2 separate regions of the Homo sapiens genome follow, and region 2 is linked to region 1. Evidence: read pairs that join two places in POLR2A ChIA-PET (ENCODE). Cell type or tissue: PC-3. All regions are shown on one strand. Each heading gives the region's core, and the rest is flanking DNA. Links, peaks and the distances in the headings are about the cores only. Region 1 overlaps STPG1 (sperm tail PG-rich repeat containing 1). Region 2 overlaps PAFAH2 (platelet activating factor acetylhydrolase 2).

What was found. Peaks named below come from ENCODE experiments on the same cell type or tissue, not always from the same donor. Only the 100,000 strongest peaks of a DNase experiment are listed, where the experiment ranks them.
Region 2: POLR2A ChIA-PET joins it to region 1 with 8 read pairs; 1 of 35 experiments calls an interaction of 5 or more read pairs at or near these places.

Annotation. Positions count from the first base shown.
Region 1 is chr1:24,395,332-24,398,248 of GRCh38, forward strand. The region is part of intron 2 of STPG1 (sperm tail PG-rich repeat containing 1); the gene reads right to left. Among named protein-coding and RNA genes, the nearest start is that of STPG1, 17 kb to the right of the region's middle. In PC-3, for the core only: no CTCF peak of the experiment used is centred there; no DNase peak of the experiment used is centred there.
Region 2 is chr1:25,988,294-25,991,210 of GRCh38, forward strand. It overlaps PAFAH2 (platelet activating factor acetylhydrolase 2), which reads right to left. Exons shown (of 11, transcript NM_000437.4): 2 at 2,434-2,570; 3 at 1,155-1,308; 4 at 1-34. The coding sequence starts at 2,523. Among named protein-coding and RNA genes, the nearest start is that of PAFAH2, 8.3 kb to the right of the region's middle. In PC-3, for the core only: no CTCF peak of the experiment used is centred there; a DNase peak (open chromatin) is centred at 1,768.

The DNA.
Region 1 (2,917 bases), core at 203-2,702:
CAGTAGGAAATCTGAATCACATAAAGGAATGAAGCTCTGGAAATAGTAAATATGTGGGTAAATAGAAAATATAAAATTATGAGTATAAATTGAACAATTTTTTTTTTTTTTTTTTTTTTTAGACGGAGTCTCGTTCTTGCGCCCAGGCTGGAGTGCAATGGCGCTATCTCGGCTCACTGCAAGCTCTGCCTCCCGGGTTCACGCCATTCTCCTGCCTCAGCCTCCCGAGTAGCTGGGACTACAGGCGCCCGCCACCGCGCCCGGCTAATTTTTTGTATTTTTAGTAGAGACGGGGTTTCACCGTGTTAGCCAGGATGGTCTCGATCTCCTGACCTCATGATCTGCCCGCCCCGGCTTCTCAAAGTGCTGGGATTACAGGCATGAGCCACCAAACCCAGCCTTGAATAATTTAAATATAACATTTTAAACATTTAAAAAGTAATGATTACTGGCCGGGTGTGGTAGCCTGTAATCCAGCACTTTGGGAGGCCTCCTCACCAAATTAGCCAGGCATGGTGGCAGGTGCCTGTAATCCCAGCTATTCAGGAGGCTGAATCAGGAGAATTGCTTGAACCCAGGAGGTGTAGGTTACAGTGAGCCAAGACTGCGCCACTGCACCCCAGCCTGAGCGACACAGCAAGGCTCCATCTCAAAAAAAAAAAAATTTATGTAAAGCAAAAATAACAACTGTTTTGTAGGGTTTATACCATATGTACAAGTAAAATGTTTAACAACAATAACATAAAGGCCAGGAAGGGAAAAATAAAAATATACTGTTTTAAGGTTCTTCTACTATATGTGAAGTGTTATAATATCACTTGATGGTAGACCATGATAAGTTAAAGATATATACTATAAACTCTAAAGTATGTAGGGATCAACGAACTTTTTCTAAGGGCCAGATAGTACATATCTGTCTATCTATCTATCCATCTATAGCTATCTATCTATCTATCTATCTATCTATCATCTATCTATCTTATTGATCTATATTTTGAGACAGGGTCTTGCTCTGTTGCCCAGGTTGGAGTGCAGTGGTGCAGTCATAGTTCATTGCAGCCTTGACCTCCTGGGCTTAAGCAATCCTCCTGCCTCAGCCTCCCAAAGTTCTGGGATTGCAAGTGTGAGCCACCATGCCTGGCTAGATAGTAAATATTTTAGTCTTTGCAGTCTATTTATTCTCTGTGGCAACTATTCAGTGCTGCCATTATGGAGTAAAAGCAGCCACAGACAATACATAAACAAACTGGGGTGGCCGTGTTCCAATAAAACTTTATTAATAGAAATAGGCAGTGGGTCAGATTTGGTCCAAGGAGCAAAGTTTGCCAACTGTTGCTTTAAGGTAACCACTAGGAAAATACTACAAGGAGTTATTCCTAATAGGCTAACAAAGGAGATAAAATTGAAGCATTAAAAATAATACAAGAGACAGAGAAAAGGTAAATAAAGAACAGATGGGACGAATAGAAAGCAAGTCACAAGATGATAGACTTAAACTTATACACCAATAATCACATTAAATGTAAATAATCTAAATATCCCAATTAAAAAACAGAGATTCTCAGATTGGATAAGAAAGAAAGACCCAACTATATGTTACCTTGGAGAAACATACTTGAAATATAAACTCAGAAATAAGTTAAAAGTAAAATAATGGAAAAAGATTTACTATGCTAACACTAATCAAAAGATAGTTAGATATTATCAGATAAAGTAGATTTCAGAGCAAAAAATATTACCTGCAATAAAGAGGGTCATTTCATAATGGGGTCATTATGAGCAGTCAGCTCCTCAAGAGAACATAACAGTCCTAAATGCTGATGTACCCAATAAAAAGAGATTGAAAATATAAGAAGCAGAAACTGATAAAACTGCGAGAAAAAATAGAAAATTTCACAATTATAGTCAGAGATCTCAAAACATCTCCCTCGATAATTTAAACAAGTAGATAGATCAGTAAAGATATATGAAACCTGAACAAAACTATTACCTAACCTGACCTAATTGGCATTTATAGAACACTCCACCTATCAATTCCATACAAGCTGTCCCAGAAAACTGAAGAGGAAAAGACATTTCCAAACTCATTCAATGAGGCAACCACTACCTGATACCAAAACTATATGGCATCATTACAAGAGGGAAAAAGATCACTAGAGGTCAGCAGCCCTCATAAACATAAATACATAAATCCTTAGAAAAATTTTAGCGAATCAAACCAGACAATATATAAAAAGATAATACATCGTGACCAACCCCAGTAATGCAAAAATAGTTTAATATTTAAAAATCAATATAATTCATCATATTAACGGACTAAAAAAGAAAAACCATACGAGTATCTCAACAGATTAAAAAAATCATATACCTGTAACATGTACTCTTTTTGTCTGGCTTCTTTCACTCAGCATAATTACTATGAGATTCATCTCTGTTGCTGATATATCAATACTCCATTGCTTTTTATTGTTGAGTAATATTCCATTGTATAAAAACATGATGTTTATTCACTGGTGATGTAAATTTGAGTTGTCGCCAGTTTGGGGGCATTACAAATAAAACTGCTATGAGCATTTTATCTACAAGTCTTTAAATGGACATAAGCTTTCATTTTGCGGGGTAAATGCCTAGGAGTGGAATGACTAGATCATATGTTTAACTTTTTAAAAAACTGTCAAACTATTTTTCATAGTCGTTGTACTTTTGCACATCCCCACTATTAGCGTATGAAAATTTCTATGACTTCACATTCTTATCAGCAATGGGAAGTCTTTTTAATCTCAGGCATCCCATTAGGTATGTAATGGTATCTCATTATGGTTTTAATTTGCATTTCCCTAATGACTAATGATGCTAAGCAGTCCTTCATATGCTATTTTCCCTCTGTATATCTTTTTTTTGGTGAAGTAACTGTTTA
Region 2 (2,917 bases), core at 253-2,752, 1.6 Mb after region 1:
GGGCCATTCCAGCTAACAGGCAGGCGACAAGATCCTAGCAGAGACATGGGCTATAGAATATCTGGCTGCCCCAAAGCTGTTATCCCAAGGGCAGCCTGAGTATAGGTATGGGTGGGGACATGTGTTTCTCCCCTCTGGAGAACCACCATCGGCCCCTGAGCAGCTCAGGGCAGTTAATCACCTATTTCTTCTCCCTTTCTTCCCTAGGAAGAGTGAACACAACAGAAAATGGGAAGCTAAGCCAGGCGCAGTGGCTCACGCCTGTATTCCCAGCACTTTGGCAGGCCAAGGAGGGCGGATCACGAGGTCAAGAGACCAGCCTGGCCAAGTGAAACCCCGTCTCTACTAAAAATACAAAAATTAGCTGGGCGTGGTGGCGGGCTCCTATAATCCCAGCTACTCAGGAGGCTGAGGCAGGAGAATCACTTGCACCCTGGAGGCGAAGGTTGCAGTGAGCTGAGATTGTGCCATTGCACTCCAGCCTGGGCAACAAGAGCAAGACTCCATCTCACCAAAAAAAAAAAAAAAAAAAAAAAAAAAGGAAAAGAAAATGGGAAGCTAAGTCCAAAGTGGCAGTACTGAACCCGGGGTAAACTGCTGAGATGCCAAGGCACTGGGTGGAATTCCTAGGTGTGGGACCTTTGGGGGAAGTGGATGACTCAATGTTACCCTACTCAGAAGAGGGGTGACTGGAGGGAAAACTGCAGGAAACTGTACGCTCCTTGACAGTTAAGAATCTTTCTTTGATACACACAATAGCTGGCACAGAGTAGGAATTAATACATGCTAAACAAAGGAGCAATCAGTGCCATTTATGGAACACATTATATGTCCCAAGCACCGCATTAGAGGCTTTACGTACATCCCGTACTACAAACCCCCAAAGACATGTATTTAGACAGGTTCAGTAACTTGCCCAAACCCCATGGCTAGTAACTTATAAAGTCTGGATTTGAATCCAGGAAAGTCTAACTCAGTCACCAAAGCTCTTTCATATGTAATTCTCTCCCAACTCTCCATACCACACTGGCTAATGGATGCCCCTTACAAAAGCCTGGACACTGCAGGCTATAAGGTACTGCGTCCACCTGGGGATCTCCCAGGAACATAACCAAGCAACTGGGAAAGCATGCAGAGGTCAGGCCAGCCCTTACCCACCGCCAGGTTGAACAGCAAGCCCCCGCAGCGCTTATTAAACTGCAGGTACTCGGCCAGGCCAGTGCAGTACTCATAGCGGGGAATCCACAGGGGCTGCTCCATGGTCTCCTCTGCCTTTTGGCAGGGGTAGAAGAGTCGAAAGAAGCTCCCCTGTAGGAAAGAAGAGAGCAGCTGCTCAGAGCAAGGAGCCCAGGCTAGATTTCCCAACAGCCACACTCAGCAGGTGTTTGGGGCACCAGCAAAACAGGGCACCAAAACAGGGAAACTGAAGTTTCAATTAGCATGCCTGAATTTCACATTCAGAAATCTGGAAAGAAGCAATTTGATTTTTAGCATATATGTAAAGCTTACGTTATTTCAAATAGCCAACTGTATTTTGAATTACATTGTGGGAGGGGGCACCAAAAATATTTGAGTGCTTGGGACAATGAAAGATTTAAATCTGGCCCTGAACCTAGGCCTAGAGGAGCCCCAGGAGTTAGAGATTAGTTCTCGTGCTGAACAGGGTGGCCTTGGTAGCTCATCCAGGCCACTCTGCTCTAGGACAGCCCCTGGGAAGCAACAGCACACTCATTTTACATGGGAGTAGGTGAGGGGTTACTAGGAAGTGTGTGCCTCTCAAGGGAGACAGGAAGTCCAAGGGCTAGCAGAGAAAGACCTAGGAACTAAGCCAGGCACAGTGGCTCATGCCTGTAATCCCAGCACTTTGGGAAGCCGAGGTAGGAGAGTCGCTTGAGGCCAGGAGTTAGACATCAGCCTGGGCAACATAGCAAGGCCTCGTCTCTACTATATATACATATATATAAGATAGAGGACCAGTCCAGAAGTCAAAGCAGGAGGGGAAAACAGATCAAGGCAGGAGAGAGAAAAGGAAGCTGTCCCCCTACCCAGGTCAGGGAGTCCAAGGCCAAAGGCACACGCCCATGGCTCTTTCTCTCACACACTCAGATTATGATACGATTAAAACCCTTCCAAGATCAGGCATCTGCCCTCAAGAAAGGTGAGAGGATCTGCGAGCTGCCTCTAAAGCTAGAGTCCCCCCTTTCCTCCTAGGTGGAAAATGAACGCATTATCTCTGTCTATTGGGATGTTTCTAATGTTTGGAAAGAGGAAGAAAAAGCTCAGGAAGACAGACCTGGGGGCTTGATAACCAAATCCAGACCCGCTCTAATTCATTTTCCCCACCGTGGGAATACAGGATCAGACTTGTGATCAGTAAGTCACGGTGCCGGCAGAAGCAGTGCAAACAGAAGAAAGGGAGCTGGGGACACTTACCTGGAGATTCTGACCCTCCATCACATCCCCACAGCCTACGAGGTGGGGTCCTGTGACAGGTGGAAAGCCCACAGACTGGTTGACCCCCATTTCATCACCGGGTGAATCAAATGACTTGCCGGAGCTGAACTTGCTGGCTGGATGGGGGAACACAGAACAGCAGCCGCTTGCTGGTTTCCTCTCGGCTTCCTGTTGCTGAAATGTGTTATCTGTTACCCTGTCCACCCCTCCTTAGCACCTCATCCTCCCTGCCGTCGCTCATTAAATCTTGCACCTACTACTTTGCTACATTGCCTTTGCCAAGGTTGGGGGTTGTTTTTTATTTTGCTAGGGTGAGGAGATGGCTGGAAGACGAAAGAGAGCCATCCATACTCCTTACAGCCCATTAACGTATGTTTATCCAGCAGCTACTGCTGCAGAGACTGTCACACAGACCTTGCTCTCCTGAGGCTAATAGTAACCACTAAGATCCATTATTTACGGT